Regions from separate parts of the Homo sapiens genome. Here all the other regions are linked to region 2. The links are chromatin loops, found by intact Hi-C in ENCODE. Cell type or tissue: endothelial cell of umbilical vein. All regions are shown on one strand. Region 1 has its middle 86 kb from the start of CARMIL1. Region 2 overlaps LOC124901282 (a long non-coding RNA gene). Region 3 has its middle 150 kb from the start of RIPOR2.

Region 1 (8,000 bases), 56 kb before region 2:
GGGTACTTAAGATAATTGAGTATCTTTGTGGATTATTCAATCACAGAAATTTAAAACAAATTTTAGAACAGAGAAAAATTTGCCCAACATATTTGTTAAACTTTCCTGTCAGGGGATTACATCAAAGCACGTTCATCTCCTCAAACATATTGCTAATTTTTACTCAAATATGAAGTGGTATCTGAAATTATGTCAGTCTCTGAGGTTGTAATTGTAGGTGTGCAACTTCAGTAATTTCCAAACCCAAAGAGGCACACATCTAACTCATAATGGCTATAACAAATGTGTACATAAGGAAGAAATACAGCCCTTTATGTTTATAAGTAAAACATGGATAAATATTACCAGAACTTAACTGAGTTTTTAAATTTTTTTAATTTCATAAGTGTAGTCAGTCTTCGACTCCTCTGTTTTTATCATTTTCAGTAGAGATAGAATTGCAAACAAGGAAAGAATTCTATGGACTATACAAGTTGGTCTAGTGCTTTGGGCAATAAGCTAATCCTCAAATTGCTTAACTCTGAGCATACTATGACATTCATCAGATAGCATATCTTAAATTGACGCTGTGAAACACACCTTGGGTGTGGGTGCTTGGTTGTATAAAGTTCTGTATTTCATGTAAAAAGCATGGGGTAAAAAGTTATCACCCTAATAGTGAGGCTAGAATTTCTCAAGTATGGCAAATTAACATGCGAGGAACAGTATTTTCTGAGTGATCAGGCACATGGCTCGTTTCTTTTGAAACCTGCCATTCTAAGTACAAGTCATTGACTTGGAAATGGATATCAAAGAGAAGGTCATAATAGTGATGAAGAAGTTTACACTCAAATCTTTTTAAAAAACCTTCAACCAGTTACTGAAAATGAAACAAAATATCAAAGGTCTTCCTCTGCATGGGCAATCAAATAGGCACTGCTATCATCATGGGGAAACTGTTTCTTTGTGATATTTTGTGTCTAAACTTTTTTGTAAGATGCTCTGAAAAGTGAAGAAAGGGATAAGAACTACAATGTCTTTGGCCAAGAAAAGTAGATTTGAAAGGGCTGTCTGGCCTATAAGTGGACGACACTAGGGCTCTGGAGGAAAATTGTTATTTACTGAAAAGAAATAACATTGAGTGGCTTCACCATGTTTACTATGAAAACAGACTGGAGGCTGCTGATGTAATTATATTTTCATTGTGCACTTGACTCCTTATAATTGTTTGGAGGCTGTACAGAAAAGAGTTGGCATAACAGGCCCAAGTGCTATTCTTTGACAGGCTTGATTATAAGGCTGGCATCTGCGAACTTAGGTTGTGGGAGGGTTCCTGTGATTAACTGGTAGAGTGTACCAGTTAGAGGTACAATAGCTTAGTACCTAAGCTATTTGAACAAACAATGTGGTTATACTGAACACGTGATTTTCTTCTGGAAATTTAAAGTTTGGGTATGTGCCAATCAGAGGATGCCTACATAACTAGCCCCCAATAAAATCCCTGAGTGCTGAGTCTCTCCTGGTTGGTAATATTTCACATGTGTGCTTTCAACTTGTTGTCAGGGGAATTACGCACATCCCACGTAACTCTGTTGGGAGAGGACTCTGGAAACTCATGCCTAGTTTCCCCCTTGCTTTGCCCCATGTGGCTTTTTTCCTTTGCTGATTCTGCCTTATATCATTTCACTGCAATAAGTCATGGATGTGAGTATGACTATGGGCCGAATCCCTCAAACAAATCATGGGACCCTGCATGGTCTTGGGAACTCCTTACACAGTGGCTCTAAAGAGAAATATGAGAGGATTATGGCCTTGGATTTTGGAATATTGCTTTTTTTGTACATTTGTTATATTTAGTAGGGTAGAGTCAGTATGCTATAGAGCAAACTTGTCTAATCTGTGGCCCACAGGCCGCAGGCGGCCCAGGACAGCTTTGAATATGGCTCAAGACAAATTCATAAACTTTCTTAAAACATTATGACATTATGAGCTTTTCTTGCAATTTTTTTTTTGTTTTAGCTCATCAGCTACTATTAGTATTTGTGTATTTTATGTGTGGCCCAAGGCAATTCTTATGTTGTGGCCCAGGAAAGCCAAGAAATTGGACACCTGTGCATAAAGGGTGAAGTTGTGGGCCATGGCATGAAAGAGACCAAGGTTTGAATCCTAGCTGTGACTTAAGCAAGTGACTTTGACACTCTAAGCTTCAGTTTCCTTACATGTAAAATGTAGACAGTGGTATTTATTCTGGAGATTAAATGGGATAAAGCTTACGTCTGTGTCTGTCATATAGTCATAGTTCAATATTGTGAATTGAGGAAGACTATTGAGGTGTATCTTCAAATATTCTGCCAATTGATAACATTGTATCTGTGGTAGAGTCAATTCCAAATTATTTTTGATATTGGAGAAAGATTGAAGAAAGAAGGAAAATCATTTATATAATACTTTAAATTTACATAATATTTCATCATAGAAGTATCTTTTTTCACATTATAAAGCTAATATACACTTATAATAAAAGCATTTAAATGATACAAAAATGTAAAAAGTAGAAAGTGTAATTCCTCCAGAATTTTACATCCTCCCTCCAAGATTTGGTGGTTATTCTTTGAGATTTCTTTCTGTGTATCTAGAAACATTGTTTTTAGGCAAAAATAGATCACATTATTCATACTATTTAATTTTTTATTCACCAATATATCGAGGCATTTGGCATTTTCACGTTGTTACGGATAGAGTGACCTCATTATTTTTAAATGTGGCATAGTTTCGTATAGTTTGGGCATAGGGTAGTCTGTTTAGCCAAGCTCCTTGGTGGACCTTTGAGTTAGTTCCAATCTGAAGTCACCATAAACAATATTACAGTAAATAAACTCTACATTTTAGAAAACAGTTGCTACTTTCTCTATTCTTTGAGAAGAAATAATAATAGCATTTTTAAAAAGGCCTGGATAGTTGTTCTTAATGAAGTTGCAAGATATGCTTATTTAACCTGAAGACATGGGCTGAGGGATGCTGAATCACTTCAATACTTGCAACTATGGCAGCTTCAGGACAGAGATGAGCTTAGACTACCAACCAAAGAAAACTAAAATGAAAAAACTGTGTTCAGTGTACACTGCTCAGGTGATGGGTGTGCCAAAATCTCAGAAATCACCACTAAAGAACATATTCACGTCACCAAACACCACCTGTTCCCCAAAGAGCTATTGAAATAAATAGGGTGGGCGTAGGTGGCTCAAGCCTGTAATCTTAGCACTTTGGGAAGCCGACGTGGTTGGATCACTTGAGGTCAGGAGTTTAAGACCAGCCTGACCAACATGTTGAAACCCTCTCTCTACTAAAAATACAAATATTAGCTGGGCGTGGTGGTGTACGCCTGTAATCCCAGCTACTCAGGTCGTTGGGACATGAGAATCACTTGAACTCAGAGGCTGTGCACTCCAGCGCAACTGCACTCCAGCCTGGGTGATAGAGGAAGATGCTATCTCAAAAAAAAAAAATGGAAAGAAAAAGCTGTGTTCAAACTTCAAACTGAGACTATAAAAGTTTGGGCAGTTACTGTAATCTCCTTAAAAATTTGGCCAGAATGTACAGACCACATTTGGATCCTGATTTGATCCAGAAATAGATGAGACAATTGGGAAAACTTGACCATAGACTTGATATTTGAGGATAGGAAATAATTTTTAATAAATGTATTAGGTTTGGTAGTGATATTATGGTTATCGTTCTTCAGAGTCTTTGTATTTTAGAGAAACATAATAAAATATTGCAGGATAAAATCATATGTCTGGGGTTGGCTTTAGAATCATCCAACTAAGGAGAACAAAATTGTGTGAGGTTGCATGCATGGATGTAAGGGTGTGTGGGCAGAGATGAATTGTTGAAGCTGGCTCAAGGAGTTTCATTATATAATACTCTCAACATTTGTATATTGTGAAAATTTTCATAATAAGTTGAAAAGCAAGGAAAAAAACAACTTAGTTTCAACGGCTAATTGTTTCTACTGGGGTGGAGAGAAGTAATGAAAATGCCAGAGGGAAAAGGGTGTTTTTTTTTCAGGGCTGACTAATCTTAGTAATGGATTTTCACTCCTGGCCTTAGTCCAGGGGTGCAGAGCTTTGGATTCTTAAGGTCGCTGACTCATCAGAAGAAAATAAAACGAGGACATAAGTTTTTAATCTTAAAAATTTAAAAAAAATTGTTTTTAAGACACCGAGAGCACTAACTTTGAAAATTTAAGAAATTAAGAGAGAAATCACAGGATTTGAATCACTAAGTAATTGTGATAATAAGTTGATGTCTTTGAGTAAAAAAACGTTTTTTTTTCTTTCTTTTTTTTTTTTTTTTTGGCTGCTTGGCATTCACTATCTCTTTCTAATAGCACTGCCAGTTTCCAAACACATCCGCTCTATCATGTACAGCCTTCATGGGAGAGGAAATCCAGTGGTCTGCCTCTTACTTCATAAGCTCCTTCTTCTCATGACCTGGCCAAGGGAGGTCACTGAGATTTTCACAAAAGGTTTACCCTAGCAGTGACCTCCTTGACCAGACTGTTCCTGCTGGGAAACCAATCCTTTGGCTCCCACTTTCTAGTCCTTAGAGCTACCCTGGATCCTGCCAATCTCCAAGGCCCGTTCTCTTAGCTTGCCTACATGATTCTCATTGATACCAAGTTTCTTACGCTAACCTGTCTTTTGCTGGAAGTAGCCAGAGTTGGATTTTTGCCATTAGTGAGCAAAAAGTTTATTCCTCTGTTGTGAGTTAAGGTCAATTAAACGCTACTAGAGAAAGAGGCTGTCAGCCAGAAAGAGGAATAGAATGATTAAGGGAGCAGCTGGAGAAAGAGCAAAGAAGGGGTTTGTGGGAGCAAAATTCAGCAGAAAGCTATAATAGATGAGGCACTGGAGAAAGACAGTAAGACCATTTGTTTTTGCCTATCCTTTCTCTGCTTCTTAACAAGAACCAGATTCCCCTCCACCACCTTACCCCAATTCCTGCCAAAGATCTCTGTTGCTCTTCTTCAGATCCTACCCCTCCCACTCAAAGCTGCAAACTGTCCAGGGCCAATCAGTAGCTTCACAGGCGCATTCTATCCCTGTACTTCCCCACCCAGCCAACCAGGAGCCTCATCTCGGCTAACTTGCCATGTACCCCAACCCTGCCAACTCCCTGCCCAACAGGGAGGGGCTGAATTTCCATCACTCTTGGCACATTTATCCACACTATCTGCTGTTATCTTAGACCTGCTTTGCCCCTTTTTGTCTCTGATAATCATCATAGGTTGAAATTCTCTGAGGATGACCTGAATAGAAAATTAAAACTTGTATCTTTTCACAGAAACTCTTTTGTTTTAGAACTAGTCAAGGGTGGTTTTTGGAGGAGACAATGTCAGTCAACTTAACAATAACCCACAACCTTTGAACCAACTCAGAAATGCCCTTTCAAAAATATAGCATAGGTCTTTAATGTAATTTCTTTTTAAGTAAACATGAATTTAAACAGCCAAGCAAATGTAGACCCTATTAAAATAATGTCCTCAGAGGCTACCAGGTTATTCTAACTATGCTGCCGTTTCTTCTCATATTTTTGAAACTCATTTCTGGTCATTTCTTTTAGCATCTAAAGCCTGATTTTTCTCATTCAATGAATATGTTCTGAGTGTCTAGCATGTTACAAACTTTGGGCCAGGGACTGGTGAAGAAGAGGTTATGGTTTTTAAACTCCGAGTCTCAGAAAGGGCACAGATACAAAAGCACTTATAAAAAGCAAGAGATCCAGATAATGAATTTCTAAATAATCAAGTGCTGTTAGGACTGTCTACAGTTTGAAGGAAATTCTTTACAGCATCCAAAAGTAAGCAAATTGACTTTTTTTTTTTTTTTTTTTTTTGGAGACAGAGTCTTACTCTGTTGCCCAGGCTGGAGTGCAGTGGCATGATCTCAGCTCACTGGGACTACAGGTGTGTGCCACCACATCTGGCTAATTTTTTTGTGTGTTTTTAGTAGAAACAGGGCTTCACCATGTTGGCCAGGCTGCTCCTGAACTCCTGACATCAAGTGATCCACTTGCCTGGCCTCCCAAAGTGCCAGGATTACAGATATGAGCCGCCGCACCCGGCCTCAAATTGACATCTATCCTCTAGCACCTAGATTGTGGTTTCCAGACACATTTTCCAGCAAGAAGAACCAAAACTTTTAGGAGAAATAGCTGATTCAAGGTGTTGGACACAAAATATACACGAAGAACATGGAATATCTTGTTATATGAGAGGCAAGGAAATATCAAATACTATTGGGGTCATCTCAAAATGACTCACAAGGGCCAGCTTGAAAACCTTCCTACTTACCACTTCGCACCTGTTAGAGCAGCTATTATCAACAAGATGAAAGATAATAATGTTGGTGAGGATATAGAAGAAAGGGAACCCTTAAATTGCTGGTGAAAGTATAAAATAGCACTGCTGCTATGGAAAACACTATGAAGTTTCCCCCCAAAATTTAAAATAGAACTATCATATGACCCAGTAATCCCATTAATGGGTATATATCCAAAGGAATTGAAGTGAGTGTGTCAGAGATATTTGAAAAGAGAATATCTGCACTCCCATGTTTATTGCAGCATTAATCACAATAGCCAAGATACGGAATCAACCTCAATCTATCGTGAATAAAAGGATAAGGAAAATGTGTATATACACACAATGGAATACTATTCAGCCTTAAAAAAAGAAGGAAATGCTGTCATTTGTGACAACATAGATGAAACTAGAGCACATTATATTAAATGAAATAAGCCAGCACAAAAAGACAAATACTGCATGATCGCATTTATATGTATGTCTTAGTCTGTTTGATATTGGTATAATAAAATATCACAGACTGGTAATTTTTCAACAGGAATGTATTTCTCATAGTTCTGGAGGCTGGGAAGTTCAAGAAAAAGACACTGGCAGGTTTGATACATGGTGAGGACCCAATCTCTGCTTCCAAATTGGCAACTAGTTGCTGCATCCTTTGGAGGGGAAGAACACTGTCCTCACATGGCAGAAGAGCATAGGAGCAAGAGGACTCTCCCTTCAACCTTGAGCCCTTTTAAGTGTGCGAATTCCATTCATGAGGGTAGAGCCCTCATGACTGAATCACCTTCCAAAGGCCACAGCTCTTAATACTTTTGCATGGGGATTAAGTTTCAACATGAGTTTTGGAGGGAATACCATCTTTCAACATAGCAATTGTAAGATTTAAAAAAGTCAAATTCATCAAGGCAGAAAGTAGAGTGATGGTTACCAAAGGCTGGGAGATGGGCGAATTGGGAAGATGTTAGTCAAAGGATACAAAATTTCAGTTGGACAGGAGGAATAAATTCAAGAAATCTATTGTCCATTGTGTTCACTATAGTTAACATATTGTATACTTGAAAATTGCTGAGATCAAATTTTAAGTGTTCTCACCACAAAAAAAGTATGTGAGGTAACATATATGTTAATTAGCTCTATTCAGCCATTCCACAATGTATGCATATATCATAACATCATGTATACTCTAAATATACACACTTTATTTGCCAGTTAAAAAATAGGCTTCTCACTGACCAAAATGGGATGATATGAGCACTAATACAAGTAATGAGTGGATTCAAACTCATCAAATATGTTTAACGCAATGTGTTCATAATGTAACTAAAATTAGAGGGTCCTAGGAAACCAACTCCTTATTTTGAAAAATAATTAAAGAAAAATATTATGTATTCTTTTCTTTGCAAACTGTACAACTGGGTAAGCAAGTTGTAGGTAAAGGGAAATTTATCTTACCAAAGGATTATAGTTAATGTATGAAAAAGAAGTGATGGAGTTTTGCCCTTTTGCAAGCCCCTGATGAAATGATAAATCATAGAATTGAACATTAATGGTTGGTAACATCAAACACAAAAAGACAGAATCTGACATCCTGGTCATCCTGATAAATGCCAAACTACCATTTGGCTGCCTCTAGGGACAGATGTTAGAGATGGAG
Region 2 (8,000 bases):
GTAGCTGGGACTACAGGTACCTGCCACCACACCTGGCTAATTTTTGTATTTCTAGTACAGACAGGGTTTCACCATGTAGGCCAGGTTGGTCTCGAACTCCTGACCTTAGGTGATCCGCTTGCCTTGGCCTCCCAAAGTGCTGGGATTACAGGTGTGAGCCACCACACCTGGCCAACACAATATTTTTTAAGGCCAAAATGAACGCACAAATTCCATGACAAACGAAATATCCAAAACTTAAAGACAGGATGTTATACTGCCACACTGCCATTACTTCTGAGGCAAAAAGGAAAAAGCGTGCCCCTGTATAAATGTATTTTAATGGTTATTTTCAAGAATATTAATGTATTTGAAAAAATATTGAAATGTTAAAAAGTAGGTGTATTAAAATTCATTTTAGTTTTTTTTTTTTTTTTTTCCAAAAATTGCATTCAAATGTATTTTACACTTTAGGCAGTTCTTAAGAAGGGAGAGTGCGGTTTTTTGACACTTAACATTTAAAGGTTTTATTGGCCACATTAATCTTTCTCACAAAAGTTTTAGGTTATCTATAAGTTCTTAGAATGTCAAAGAAGAGAAGAAAAACTGACTAACTTTAAGGGGCGGTGGAAGAAGCAGCAACTTGGCAATAATTCCGCAGCCAACTTCGCGTGTTCAGGCATCCTTTTTCTCCAGTAAAATTTTGTGCAACTCGTCTGCATCCTCGCTGGTTTTTACCCGAATCAACATGGTGACTGGCATGGTGGCATTCTTCTCGTCAATTGGTGGATTTGGAACACAGACGATAAGAACGTTATTCTTCCCTGTTCGCGTACATGGCATATTGGGTGGAATCAGAACATTCAGCAATATGTTGCCTAAATTGGTGTCTGCCCGCACCAAAAGCTGTGTCTTCTGATTTGCTGTAGGTTTTAAATGCAGAGTACCTATGCCTTTCTCTTTAAACTCATTGTCTTTCTTGTAAAACAGTTTACACTTTTTGGAGTAAAAAGCATCTTCTTTTACTTCGGTAACTACTACTTTGGGCGGCTCATCATTCTCTTCTTCATCTCCACCTTTGCATTCACCACTGTCACCTTCCGCTTGGCCCTCCAATGGTTTAGTGGGAAATGGTGAAGAGACTGGTTTACTCTGGGTAGTATCTTTGCCAAATAAACTGGAGTTTCCAGGGGAGAAAGAAAATCCAGTCAGGGGGACAGAGCTTAATGAGCCCAAAACAGAGCTATCAACTTTCTTGTCGAAATTAAATGAGGCACTTGTCGCTCCTAGTGATGATGGGTTCGTTTTCTTTTCAGATGCCACCTCCACCTTCTTGTCAGGTGTATCTTCAGTTTTGTTGCCATGAAACAAAAACGTTGACTCTTGCTGTAATTTTGTTGAGCCAAAAAGGGAAGGAGACTGTGTTTCAGCCGCCACTTTGTTAGATTCACTTTTAGAATTCCTGCCACTGTTCCCGTGTTGCTGTTCAATGTTTGCTAAATATTTCTCATAGTCCTTAAAGATAGGTGTCAGATCACAGAGGGGGTTTGTATTCACGTGCTTCACTATCCAATCCCGCACGGAGCAGTTCAAGGCGGCCAACTGCTTGTGATAGGCATTTCCGACACAAGCTTTACTGGAAGCAAGGCCAGAGGAGGAGGGCTGCTGAGTGTCCCCATTAGTTTTGGGATTTGAAACTTTATCAACCAAGGCGGTAGGGCCATTTGCAGCAAGAGAACCAAAGGCTACCTTGGGCTCTGCCGCTGCCTTTGCACTGGTGAAGGGAGGGGCACTGGTTATGTTGTTTCCATTCGACAGTCCTTCCAAAGGCTTCCCTCCAGCGCCACTACCAAATCCAGGAAAGCGTCCTCCTCCAGAAGGTACCACCAAACCTTTAAAACCTTTAAAGGCTCCTCCAGTGTCAGATTCGAATCCAACATTTCTGCGCTTTGCTTTCTTTATGGCTCTATTCTTCAAGACTTCCTCACTGGCCATGGAGAATGTTCCCACCTCTTAAGCTTCATCTTCTTGATCCCAATTCCTATCTGTCAGTTCCTTCTCGGCATTTCTTTTGGCCGTGTTTTCGAACCTCCTCGGCGGCCGCCGCTGCACTCGCTGGGTCTTGGGTGCGGCGAAACCCAGGGCGCAGCGGCGCAGGGGTCTGGAGCCCGCAGGGGTCGCCGGGCTGAGCGCGCTCGGCCGCTTCCGGTGCTGCGCTGCGGAACTCAGAGGACTTGGTGTTCGGCAAGCCCAGAGACTCAAACACCATGTCCATGGAGGGGGGGTCCTCACGCTGTGTTCAGCAGGGAGGCGAGAGCGCCGGTTCAGCCAGAGACCGCTGGGGGAACCGCGCCGAACACGCTCCGGGCGGCCATTTTGTAACTCGAATCTACCCCCAAAACCAATTCGAAAAAAGGCAATTCATTTTAGTTTTAATGTTTTATAGCAAAACAAGAATTTGCTACAGTTTTATTTTTCTGATTTTGATAGAAGCAAATTCATTGATATCTTTAAAAATACTTTGGGGAAAAGCTAATCATTTAAACAATACACAGAAAAGCATGTATATAGGTGCACATATTTTTTTCTTTTGCCTTCTGCTCCAATGTGACTTTCACGTGGAACTGAGGACAAAAGTGTGGTTGAGTGAACCTGTTCTACATGGTTGTGATATAAGTTGAAATCTAACAGAGAACTTTGGCTATATGAATTCATTCAATGGAACAACAAAAATCTAGAGAGGTTTGCCTTTTAAACTCTTAGACTAATTATTCCAGGAATTGCCTCAGTGCTTATGTTAGCTTGGTGTCAGATATCTGTACTCGTAAGAACAAAGTCAAAAGAGAAGTCATGAAATTTAGAATGGCTTCTTCCTGTCAAATACATTTAGAACATATTTTTGGAATAATTTCAAGTCCATTGGGAACACAATTACTAGGAATTTGGGACAGAGGTGACAATGAGAATCTGCTTTGAGAAAGTAGATCATAATATTACAGAGCTATGCCTTCATCAGTTTAAAATTGGAAGTGGTTTCTCTGTTATTTTCTACCCTGGAGTGTTCTTAAAATTATTTTTATCTCCTTTAAGAAATTTGCAGCGCTTCTAAAAATGAAACTGAAAGTGCCACAAATATGCTTGTGCTCCAAATCAGTTTTAAGTTAACATGCAAAGAGAATTTTGGCTACTTTTTGTTTGGAGTCAAATATAAAACTAAACAACATGTGCCCAGATTTCCTACCATGGATTTGCAAAAGCTATTTTGAAACCTTTCTTGGCAGAAATCATATTCTGTTATGATTCAGTGTTGCACTGTAAACAGAGTGTTTAGAAATTGGGGTTTGAGAAGTGTAACGGCTAGTTTCCTTAAAAGAAAAAAAAGATTCAAATGCTTGGTTTGCGGCTGGAGCTTTTTGTAAATTAATCAAATTGAGTGCAGTGGGAGGGGTGATTCATTAAGTAGAGAGCTAGTGAAGACATATCCTGTGAAAGGCAGTGGGCTAAGTGGTAGGGGGAGAAGGAAGATACAGAGTGCTTTCAAAAGTGCCTAAATGTAAGTCAACAGGGCAGTGTGCCAATTACAGTGTTATAATGTTCTACAGAAGAGGGATGTACACCAAGAATGCCAGCCTGGACCTCTGGTGTGTCTTGGAAGACTTAACCAGGAAGGGGACGATTCGTTTCTATTTGACCCAAGACTGATGCTGCGTGGTGAAGGAGAGGAACTGCGTTCCAGGCAGAGGAAGTCCAGATGCGCAAGAGCAGAGATGGGAGGGACAGCACAGTGGCTTCTCAGAATTGAATATGGTGTTAGACTTCTAAAAGAGCTGTGGTAGAGGGAGAAAACTGTCAAAGGAAATCAGTAACTGTTAAAGGAAAATACCTTAAACGTCCTGTTTTCAGGCTGACTAATGCCTTAGGGGAGCAAATGAGCAACAGAAACGATATGAGCAACTGCTGTTCTTTCAAAATACCCAGGCAGAGGAACCGGCAGACGATGGGCAGGCAAGTAAGAGGGCTATTAGTTCCCTAGAAAAGTGGAGAGGCATATTTAACAAGTAAGAAGTATATTTACATTCATATCAGGGTGGGGAGAAATGCATCCTCAGGTAGCCACTAAACCTGGGTACTTGGAACGCAAGGGGCTTACAAAATATTTTAGGGAAAAGGGGTTTTGAGCTGTCAGTTTGAAATGATTGTCTCTTAAAACCTAACATTATTAACCTTCCCCCTCAAAATGTTTGCCTTTTCATAGCATCGAACAAACAACTGAGATCCTGTTGTGCCTATCACCTGTTGAAGTTGCCAGTCTTAAGGAAGGAATCAATTTCTTTCGCAATAAGAGCACTGGCAAAGACTACGTCTTGTACAAGAATAAGAGCCGACTGAGGGCATGCAAGAATATGTGCAAGCACCAAGGAGGCCTGTTCATAAAAGATATCGAGGATTTAGCCGGAAGGTACCAAGAGTCCTTTGCTTTCTCTCACTGGTGACCTTTCTTGCAATTAGATTTGGCAGGAAATGTGTTCATCTAGAAATTTTAAATGAACCAATAAGCAAATTACTTCCCCTAGAAAATTTTACTCTTGCGTGTTTAGGCCATTTCTCTGATCTAAAAGTTGTATGTTCTATTTAATTTTCCTCTCTCTTATAAGAACTCTAATTTAAAATTTATTCCTGACTTGATAAATAGTAAAACCTCTCTGGGGTATGTGTGTGTGTGTGTGTGTGTGTGTGTGTGTGTGTGTGTGTGTGTGTGTTTGGGTGTGCATAGGTAAAGCACACATTTACCTGGTTTGGTATTCAAAGACCCAAGCCTCCTATGGGTCTCCTTCCTCTCTCTCCCATAAGTGTGTGTGTGTGTGTGTGTGTGCATGCTCCTGTGTGTGTGCATGTGTGTATAGGAGGGCTCTTTTCCAAAGCCTGCTGGACAGCAGATAGAATTTTCCCGGGAGGCTAGTTGTGATTACTAAACAAAAATAGCAGGGCCCCGACTGTTCCTGCCCTGAACAGTGACTCTTCTGACCATTTCCTAGAACTGATATTGTTGCCAACTTCCCTCCCATCCCCTCCCCTCCTCTACTGTCCCTTCCCCTTCTCTCCCTTCTGTATAGATCACCTCTCCCCAGTGCAGCAGCAATACCAGGACAGGATTGTTTTGTTAGTTTTTTTCTCAATGACTGCCAAAGAAATAGCAACATGGCCTGGCAGAGTCAGATAGCGCTCTTGGGCATGTGTTTTGTCAGTCTAATTCTCAACACCAGTAACTCTGTGAGTGTTTACCCCACCTTTCAAGCTTTGCTTTAGCCTAATTTGCCCTATGTGGCTTTAGTCACTTGGTATTAGGCTTTTTTCTTCCACTGTGTTGTCAATCTTATTTCTCAGGTCATTTAGGGGTAGTTTAGTGCTGGTGCATTCAGAATAAGAGCTGAGTAGTTGTCCACGAGTTACCTGTTACCCAAATCTAGAATGCTGTCTAACGTTCACACAGATTTACTTTGCTCTGTACCTAGTATCAAGGCCCAGCCCCTCATGTTATTTGATTTTTAAATGCTAACTAACCACTATGAATCCTGAAGACCTGACACAGGTCTCAGTTAATTTAGAAAGTTTATTTTGCCAAGGTTGAAGACGTGCACCCAGGACACAGCCTCAGGAGGTCCTGACAACATGTGCCCAAGGTGGTCAGAGCACAGTTTGGTTTTATACATTTTAGGGAGATATAAGACATCAATCAACACATGTAAGATGAACATTAGTTCGGTCTGGAAAGGTGCAGGGAGGGGGCTTCCAGGTCATAGGTAGATAAGAGACAAATGGTTGCATTTTTTTTGAGTTTCTAATTAGCCTCTCCACAGAAGGCAATGATATATGCATTTATCTTGGTGAGCAGAGGGATAACTTTGAACAGAATGGGAGGCAGGTTTACCCTAAGCAGTTCCCCACTTGAAGTTTTCCTTTAGTTTAGTGATTTGAGGGGCCCAAAATACTTTCACATTTCCCCCCTTTTCTTTTTAAAAATCTGTTGGAGAACGCATTTTAGAAGAAAATGAGTCTCTGGCCTCAGGTTTCGTCTGATCTCTCATGGCTAGGATGGTTTATTCCTAGATAGGTAGGTCCTGAGTTATTAGGAAAGCTCCTTTTTAGAAGGTTGTGAAGTCTCATGTCCTGTGAAGAGAAAATAGGGGGAGGACAACAACAAACAAAAGAACAATTCTGGAAAATAGATATATGCCACATTACTCTGAAGTCCATACATCAGTAGGCAGGTATGAAAGTGGCTTATGTATGTAAATAGGTCGCTGCTATTTTCTTCTGAAGCTCAAGTTGTTTAGCTTCATTTCACAGGGCTTTATGAAAGCACATCTTAGTTTCCAGTGACTCCAAATTTGGAAAAATGGAGGAAAAAAAGAAGGAAAAAAATTGAAAACATTATTTTGAAGACATGTAGCTAAGAAAAATTAGAATTCAGTCCAAACTGTAGAAAATAATAAAAATTGAAAAACATTACACAAGACTAGAATCTAACAATAGATGTACTATAGTTTTTGAAACATAATTTTTCTCTCTCCCCTTTCCCATTTTTATGAAAGACAAATCATGGCAGGACTGGTTTTCCTTATTATACTTGGCCTAATTCTTTGTATACAGTGCAGCAAGAATAATTATTTTTTATATAAGCTTTTAAATTGGCTTTGATGGAACTTTTTCCACAGAAGGAATCTCAGAGAAGACTTTTTTAAAGCACAGCCCAGCCATGGATTTGTACCATGAAATACCTATGAGTTGGGTGAATTCCTCTCCTTTTGAGCTCCTAACAAAAACCTGGGGCTCCTGGGCCTGTCAGTAAGTGACCTTTTTTACTTACCACAGGTCAGGAACCCTGTACAGGGACTGTGGAGACAAAGGTATGAGGCTAGTTTTTCCAAGGGACTTTTTATTGGCTCCATAAGTCAAGTTTAATTCTTTAAAGGAAAGCACACTATTTCAGTCAAAGCCTTGGTAAAATAACCAGTTTCTTCAAATGTGTGCTGTTACAAATGAAAACAGATTCTTATTGCACTTATGCAAATAACTGTATTGTCATAAGTAAAGAATACTCACAAATAGATTCCAAATTCTGTAGAAATCAGGTAGTTTTAAAAACAAATATGCTCCAAATTTTGTTCAAAGGAGTATACTCCATTGTTAAAAAGCTGTAAATAGCTTAAAAGTTTCTTGATTTTGAAAAACAAATTATCAGCAACATTTTAAGCAAAAAGTTAAAAAAGATTACTTCAAACTTCTATTAGTTTAGTCCATGCAGTTAATTCTTGTTCTGCTTGATATTCATGAACATTTCAGCTCTCCATGAGTCCTCGAAGTTTTTTCTCTATTTTGATGTCACAGTCTCCAGAGCTATCAGAAACATGCATTCAAGAACACCTGTTAAGAGTTTTATAGCTGATTATAAAACTACCTCTGAAAAGGACCAAAAAAAGATGACAATTGTCTGTGAATAATGAAAAGTTTTAGGGCAGCCATAGTCAGACATTCTGTTACCTCTGTAGCACACAATAATTTAACATAAAAATTATAATTATTACTGATAACATACAGTGTGTCATATCAGAATAATAGGAGTTTCCCATAATTTTGGAATACATACCAATAACATATTTATACAAATACAGCCCAAAGAAAACCAAACACCATTTCATATTGGACAATGCTTCCTGTATAATTTTCATACCAAAAAAGCCAAATATGTCACTTTTGGACTTTAGGGAACCCATTAATACCATCTTAAAGGACTAATTAGTTCAGAAAAAGACATAATGTATAATTTGATTTCAGAAAGTTTGTCAAATATCAAAGGTTTTAAACACTTAATATCACAAAATAGGATTACAGGTCATTGTAAAATAAGTCATTCATTTAGCCAAAGTGATAAGGATTTCAAAACAAAAGGGCAAAAACCTTCATTCTTTGAGAGAGAAGACTTAATTTTCTAAACATTAAGCCCTAATAAAAAAACAGCA
Region 3 (8,000 bases), 52 kb after region 2:
TGATGCCTGCTCTGCACATGGTACTGTTATACTGTGGCTTGAGGGCTTTTATCTCCCAGGATTTTAGGGAGAGTTCTATATGCTGAGGTTTGGTTAAAGAGGTTATGCCTATGTGTGGAAGAGCTCCTTTTCTTGCTACCCGGAGACTTCTCATATTGCCTCCCTCCTGCCACCTTTTTGGAGGTATTAATTGCCTTTCAAACTCATCATTTCTATCACACTAACTCTCCATTCTTAAATGCATGGCTCCTGTAGCTCTCCATCCTCCTGCTCCGACCTGGAAGGGCTCCTCTCTAGCTCTGCTGCAAATCTGCTACCTTTCACTGCCTCCAGACCCCACCCATGCCTTTCCCTTCCTTGCTTCACTTCTATGTGGGACTTTCTGCTTAACTGTCTCCTGCCTCATGGTGTGTAAGTAAGTTTCAGCATGTAATTCTGGGTGACTAATCATTTTCCATAGACACCGGAAGGCATTGCTCCTTTGGCTTCCAGTTATAGACAAGGTTGCTCTAAAGAAAACTTATGCTAGCTTGATCCTCCTTTCTTTGTGGGTGACTTTTAAGAATTACAGGATTAGTCCATATTTACTGATAAAAAGACTTTTTTCAGCTGATTTGGGGCTCTTATGTATAGGTGTAGGATCTGTCATCCAGTAGGCTCTACTTACAGAGGGCTCGCACACTGGTGCAAGGCACATCTCATAAACTGGTGAAGCTGGGGCAGACTGCATCAAGTAGAATGCGGGATGAGAAGGGGGCAGGCCTGCTGAGCTCCGGCTGATCTGAAATTTCCAGAGAACTTGGAAATCTGGATTTTCATGTGAAATACCCAAAGTTATAAATGTAGAAAGCTGAGTCAATGTTCTTAAAGAGTTATAGACTACATGAAATGAGAGCTAGGCTGTATTTGGCCAAAGGATCATCAGTATGCTTTAAGCTGTGAAGGTGAGGAGAGAAGCCAGCTAGGGGACCCCCGAGTGCAAAAATGTGGAGGCTCTTGCTTTCAGCATCACAAACACACTACCTGCCCTTGTTCTCCCCCTACCCCAAAATTGATTCTATGTATTGAGAGAACTGTAGAAATATATTTGACCTGGGAGCCATATATAGGGGTAGAGAAGGGGCCAGCTATCTCATGGACATAACTTTTGTGCTTGCCCTCCTGTCATCCGCAGTACCTACTTCTCTTCCCTCCACATCTGAACACCCCTCCATGTACTGTCTGGGATTGTACAGCCTCTGCCCTGCATCTTCGGTTTCCACTTGTCTGCATGCTTTCTAGATTCACGTAATTAGTTGAATTCTCCTGTCAATGAATCACTTCCTTTTCTTTTCAATGTGGCAGTTTATTCCTGTATAATTGCTTTGCAACATTTTAGTTGGATCTGGAAATGCAGAGGAGATAGGTTATGCACGCAATTTGTCCGTCATTGTGAACCAATAGTCTTCTCCTTAGCCCAGTGACAGTACCTCCTTGTTTTCCTGAATATTCTTTTGCATTCTTTTGGAGTTCCTCTTTCCCCAGCCACTGCTTAAGTCTCTTGTTTCCTTCCAGGACTCTGTGTTCATTCCACTGTTCTTCCCAAGTCTCTTCCTGGGTAAACTCACCTGCTAACATCACTTCTCTGTTAATGACTCCAAAAATAATCCATATGTCCAGCCCAGAGCGCTCTCTGGCTACCTCCAGTGCTGTCAAGCTTTGGGTTCTTAATAGTCAACTGCCTGCTAGATATAATTGTCTGAATTTCTGAATGCTTAATACATAATTTTCAACTTGTTCAAAGTTCAATTCCTCATCTTCCTTCTTTAAAATGTTCTTTTTCCTTTTTCTATCTGATCGTTGGTAATATCATTCCCCAAGTCAGTCAAGCTAGAAACAAATGAGTAATCTTTGGTTCTTCCCTTTTCCTTACATCCCCAAATCTAATCAGTCATCTAGACCTTTCCATTTTACACCCCAAATATTTCTTAAATCTACTTCCAATTCTCCTGTGTGCTTCTCTCCCAGCTAAAAGGCCAAAAAAGGCCATTTACCCTGCATTGGGAGGAACCAGGTCCTGGTACTGCATCTTAGCCAGGCCGACCTTAACCTGACCAAATTGTAGAATCATGTTTCTAAACCTCTATTAGCAAAACTCTGCCCTATGTTTGTAACCTCAGTTCACGATGGATATAATTGTTTTATACAAATGGTGCAAAAAAGAGAAATAGATCTAAAAATGCCAAACTTCCAATCATTCTGTGTCATTTAATAGCCTGTCACTTATGGAAAGTTTGCCTCTACTGATATTAGCATGATATTTACCGGGAGAAAATTTGTTGCAGACACTGAAAGGGCTCCTCTAAACTCTAACATTGGTGCCGATGGATTGTTAAAACTATGTGCAACCAAGGATAACTTCTCTTTATTTTCTTTATATAAGTTATCTCATTTTTTTCTCTCAACAGTCTCATAATAGAGAAACGGAGGCTTAGCAAGCTTAAGGTCACATAATTAGTAAGTGCAGGGCTGAGACTCAAGACCATCTCTGCTTGTCTCCTAATCCTGTGCTGCTTTGGCTCTTCAACAGTTTAAAAGTTGGGATTCTTTAAGGATAAGGATCTTGACCACTTGATTTAAAGTAATCCTGTTCTATGACAGGCCAGAAACTATAGACTGTTGTGAGCTTCCAGGCTCTGCTTTGCCTCTGAATGTTCAGGTGGAGACTTGAACACTCGGCTTTTAGAATGACGATAACAGCAAAGATTTCTTGAGTGCTTACTATGTGCCAGGCTTTAAGTATTTTATATACATCCTCACAACAATCCTATGAGGCATGTTCTATTATTGTCTTCATTTTATAGATGAGAAAGCCAAGGCACAGAACGGTGACCAAGATCACACAGCTAGAGTCTGGATTTGAACCCATGAATCTGCAGTTTGTGCTCTCAGTCAGATGCTCCCCCTGCTCTTAATCCATTTCCTGTTTTCCTTCTTTCGAGTCCTGCTGCACTTAGCATCTTTCCTTTTCTCCTCAGCCTGTGATATCTGCTCCCAGAGACTCTTCTCCTTGGCTCTCCGTGCCTCTGCCATCATGGGCAGCTGCTCCTCCCAGGGACAGGAGGGATCCATACTCTGCTTCCTGGGTTGCCCCTGCTAGTGGTTCCATGTCTATTTCAGATCCATAGCCGGGTGGATGTCATCAGACACGTGGTGAAGAATGGTCTACTCTGGGATGAGTTGTATATAGGATTCCAAACACGGCTCCAGCGGGATCCTGACATATACCATCACCTGTAAGTCTGGAAGCACCTGGCGCCCCCAGGCCATTGCTGAGGACGCTGTGGATATGCATAAGCAGTCAGTGACTGCCGAAGCCCCCAGATTCTGACTAATGTGTGAGATTCCACCATTAGAGCTTCATTCCTTTGTTAGTTTGTTAAAAAGCAAATCTGGTTAGGAAGGTATAACATTAAAGAGTCATTTATACATTCATGTGAATGTGTTATTGCACCCTTCTGGAAGTGGGTTTTGGTATAAGAAAGAGAAATACATTATAAGAGGGAAAGGGTATGTTTGCCAAGACAAGAATGAGTATTTGTGTGGCAAAGACATGGTCATTGAATTAGTGAATTCCTGCATCACATTTTTGTCTGTGCTCACCTCTGAGCAAGAATTTGGTGGGCTAGTTGGTTTAAGGGAATGGCCCACTGAGTTTCTGTCTGCCTGCACTTCAAAACTGTTTAAGTCTTTAGGATCATATCTAGAATATTTGCACTGAAATTCAGAAAGGGCAATTTGCCATTTTTATATTTGCAAAATAATCACCAAAGGAAAGAGTACTTTTTCTCATTACCACAGATCCTCTGAAAAAAATGCAGAAATTTAATTTTAAAATTCTAATTATTTAAAATGTATAAGCAAAAGTTTGTACTCTGAGCTTGCAAGCAGAGGCATTTATTAAAATTTCTTTTTTACTTATTTCCTTTTGAATGTTTTTAAATGATATGAAAAAGCTTAAGAATGTGGAGCTATGTAAAATAAAAAGGAAGTAACCCCACCAAGCACCTCTCAGGAAACCCTGTTTCCTGCCCTTCCCTCCACCCACTCTTATGGTAAGCTTTGATAATAGCTCAGTGTGTATCCTCCCAGGCCTGTTTCTGGACATAGCAACATTTCTCTACATATATTTGTTTTCAATAAGATGTCCCACATAGTTGGTAGTGAGGGAGTGTTATTGTTGCCGTTGTTTTTATTTTTTTTTAATTTTGGCAAAGCACACACCACCTTTGGGATGTTGCTATTGTTTTTAAATGAAATCCTAGTACAGATATTCTGCAACTTGCATTTTTTACTCATCAATATATTTTAGATAGCCTTCCACATTGGGACATCCAGGTCAACCTCAAATCTTTTAACAGCTGTAAGACATTCCAAGTTTTTTTCATTTTCAACGGATCATATACGTAACTCTTGTTCTAGAAAGAAAGGAATCTGGCAACTTTTGAGGGGATCTTGGGGATTTTTTTTTTCTTAAGAAAATAATTCCATCTTAGAAATCGCTAAACTCTATCTTGTTCTATTGTGTTTTGGTAACAAGGGTCACAAATATAAGATGTCATCATAAATATTGGGAAGCAGTCACAGTCCACTTTATCTTGTTGCTCTGAAAATGGGATTTGTGAATTTACTAAACATTCTTCTGGTTATAAAAATAATACATATCCACTGTCAAAAATTTGAAAAAATATTTTTAAATGAAAAAACTACAAATAATCCCACTACCCAGAAATAATAATTGATATTTTGGTGTCTAGCTAATCTTTCTTTTTTTGCTTCCAAGCACATATACCATACATACTTTTCTACCTGTGTGTTTATCAACGCGATTTTCCACAGTATTGTATTTTCCTACATCATTTTTAATGCCTGCTTACCTGATACCACATACCTATATTAGCACTTTATTTAACCTCTTTGACCTGTAAGTCATTTCTAACTTTTCACTATTTGAAACAATGGCAAATAATCATGTGGATGTGTCTTGCACACATTCATAGTGACTTCTGTAAGTTAAATTCCTAGGAGCGGGGCTGCTGGATTCTATGAATACAGCGTCTAGGCTTTTAGTGCCCTCTGCCAAATCGTTCTTCGGGAAGCCAGTTCACCTTTCCAAAAATAATGTATGAGAGAATACATTTACCTGTACCTTCACTAATACTAGATTCTGTTGCTTTTGTGTACAAGATATAGATCTAGATTTTCACATATAAGGATTCCTTAAAGCAAGGAACATCATAGTACAATAAAAATAAGACAAAATCTCGTTCAAGGAGCTGTCTGTATTCAACACCCTGAAAGTTCTGAGCTACATCAACAGCTGGAACAGTACAGAAACACTATCTCTCAGGGAGGACAGAGTACCAGGTACCAAATAGATCCTGGCAAAGGAACAGGCATGGAAGTTTCCAGAGCACATTCCCATGCTTTATCTCTCTTACAGGTTTTGGAATCATTTTCAAATAAAACTCCCCCTCACACCACCCAACTGGAAGTCATTCCTGATGTGCTGTGAGCAGAATGGGCCTGTGATTTTGCAAGTAAGGAATATCCTGTGGGTTTGGGAGCTGTCCTACCGTGCATCCCGTGACACTCTCTTTGACACCTAAATTAAGCAGACGCGTTGCCTGACAGAAACCCGACTTTTGCGGGACTGAGAACAGCTAACATTACAAGACCATTCAAGTGTTTTAAAAAGTAAATAGGCTAGGCGTGGTGGCTCACGCCTGTAATCCCAGCACTTCAGGAGGCCGAGGCTGGTGGATCACCTGAGGTCAGAAGTTTGAGACCTGCCTGGCCAACATGGTGAAACCACGTCTCTACTAAAAATACAAAAATTAGCCAGGCATGGTGGTGCTTGCCTATAATCACAGCTACTCAAGAGGCTGAGGCAGGAGAATTGCTTGAACAAGGGAGGCAGAGGTTGTAGTGAGCCGAGATTATGCCATTGCACTCCAGCCTGGGAGACGAGCAAAAGTCCATCTCCCCACCCCCACCATCAGAAAAAAAAGTAAATCAGTAGTGCATCCAGTCCAGAGTCCATAGAACCTTTGGCCTGGTTGAGGTAAACATACAGCCAATAAGTAAACAAAACCAAAATCGTCCAGGTTGTGAGTGTTTAAAACATAATCCTGAGTACACGAGGGAAAGCAGCAACAAAAACTGAAGAGAGACAAACTAAAAACCGAGGGTGAGATGGAAAGCAGCAGCTCCTCATTTCCAATAGACCTCTCTCCTCTTTTGGACTAATGACGATGAACTTGCCTGGCACAAATCAGATTTGACATTCCTTTCCTGCAGCCTGAGATATGATTTTATTAAGTGAATTATAAAACCTGTCTCAGCTGGGCTCAGTGGCTCATGCCTGTAATCCCAGCACTTGGGAGGCTGAGGTGGGCAGATCACTTGAGGTCAGGAGTTTGAGACCAGCCTGGCCAACATGGTGAAACCCCATCTCTACTAAAAATACAAAAATTAGCCAGGTATGGTGGTGGGTGCCTGTAGTCCAAGGTACTTGGGAAGCTGAGGCATGAGAATCGCTTGAGCCAGGGAGACGGAGGTTGCAGTGAGCCAAGACTGTGCCACTGCACTCCAGCCTGGGCCACAGAGGGAAACTCTTGTCTAAAAAAAAACCTGTCTCCTCATGCTTCTGATTGAAGGGACCACATAATATGACTGCAAAGACAGTAAACTCCTTGACTCATGCATTTATTTATTCCTCAAACAGGTATCCCATCCCATTGTGTTATAATAATCTATTAATTGTTTTTCCCAGTAGATACTGAGATTCTTAAAAATAGGAACTGTCACCTGGGTAGACCTAGTGCCTAGCACAGTGCTGAGCACACGTATGGTTTTATTCCTAATATGAATTCAAGGAAGGAAGGTACAAGTGAATTTCTCTTTCCCATTGTCAGCATGAGTCGCCTCTTAAAATAGGCTTCAATGTCTTTAGCAGTAAAATTAAGGTTTGAATTAGAATATCTTTTACATACTTTCCAGTTGTAAAGTTACTTGTTCCATATTCTAATCTAGCATAAAGCACTGGGCTAGAACTTCTAAGTTATAATTATAAGCTAGAAGGGATGCTAAGGAAATCCACATGCAACTTTATTACAAGGTAGACTCTCATGAGCACTGTATTTGTTGTACAAACTGATTGTCGGGAATACTGAGGAAAGAAGGATTGCATGTGAGGTTTTGAGATGACCAGGAAGAACGTTGTAGAGAGATAGCATTTGAGGAGTAAGGGGTAGGGGATTGGCTTAAAGATTGGGAAAAGTTTTAAACAAGCTAAAACAGAGAGAGAGGAAGAATATCCCAGACAGAGAGAGTGGGTGAGGTTAAAAGGTGGAAAAATACAAGGTGAATTCATGCAATGGCAAGTCTTCCTCATATGGCACCGAAGTAAGGGAAACCAGGAAAGGGGCAGGAGTGGGAACTGGGAGAATAAGGAGAGTTAAGAGGGCTCAATGCAGATGCTGAGCAGGTTTAGCCATTGTGAAAAAGCAACAGGAATAAAAGCTAAGGAGGCAGCAGCTAGAGCAATAAGTCCAAGGTCTTAGAGATAGAGCAGTTTTGAAGGAAGACAAATTAAAGGTGTTTCTGTATAAGTGGGTGAATGAAGCAGAGCAGAGATGAAGGCAATAGAAATTAAGAGATCACTGTGTGCATTTGGACATTGCTGTCTCAAGGAGACTTGGAGTCCGACCTTTTGAGTTAAAACTCCAGCTCTGTCACCTACCATATGACCTTGGACAAATTATTGGATCTCTTTGTGTTCCAGATTTCCATCTGTAAAATGAATGTAATAGCACTTACCTCACAGGGTTATGTCATAGTATAAGGCATGTCTAGAAAAGTGACATGCCATGGTAAGTGAACAATAGATGTTGACCATATCAGCCCCATGAAATAAACAGGAATACCATGTGGCCCACAGTCAGTTGGTAAATCCTTAA

The links. Peaks named below come from ENCODE experiments on the same cell type or tissue, not always from the same donor. Only the 100,000 strongest peaks of a DNase experiment are listed, where the experiment ranks them.
Region 1: a loop joins it to region 2, with 6 times the contacts of the local background. A loop is called at or near these places in 14 of 110 quality-filtered maps.
Region 3: a loop joins it to region 2, with 6 times the contacts of the local background. A loop is called at or near these places in 12 of 110 quality-filtered maps.

The regions. Positions count from the first base shown.
Region 1 is chr6:25,189,829-25,197,828 of GRCh38, reverse strand. It overlaps the pseudogene RNY5P5. Among named protein-coding and RNA genes, the nearest start is that of CARMIL1, 86 kb to the left of the region's middle. In endothelial cell of umbilical vein, no CTCF peak of the experiment used is centred here; DNase peaks (open chromatin) are centred at 4,068 and 4,528; H3K27ac peaks cover 1,953 bases.
Region 2 is chr6:25,134,058-25,142,057 of GRCh38, reverse strand. It overlaps LOC124901282 (a long non-coding RNA gene), which reads right to left. Exons shown (of 3, transcript XR_007059515.1): 3 at 6,867-7,404. It also overlaps the pseudogene CMAHP and the pseudogene NUP50P2. Among named protein-coding and RNA genes, the nearest start is that of CARMIL1, 140 kb to the left of the region's middle. RefSeq lists enhancers at 3,253-3,372, 3,483-3,712, 3,753-3,802. In endothelial cell of umbilical vein, no CTCF peak of the experiment used is centred here; DNase peaks (open chromatin) are centred at 3,157, 3,607 and 5,077; H3K4me3 peaks cover 1,075 bases; H3K27ac peaks cover 1,411 bases.
Region 3 is chr6:25,082,059-25,090,058 of GRCh38, reverse strand. It overlaps the pseudogene CMAHP. Among named protein-coding and RNA genes, the nearest start is that of RIPOR2, 150 kb to the right of the region's middle. In endothelial cell of umbilical vein, no CTCF peak of the experiment used is centred here; DNase peaks (open chromatin) are centred at 458, 1,398 and 4,048; H3K27ac peaks cover 4,036 bases.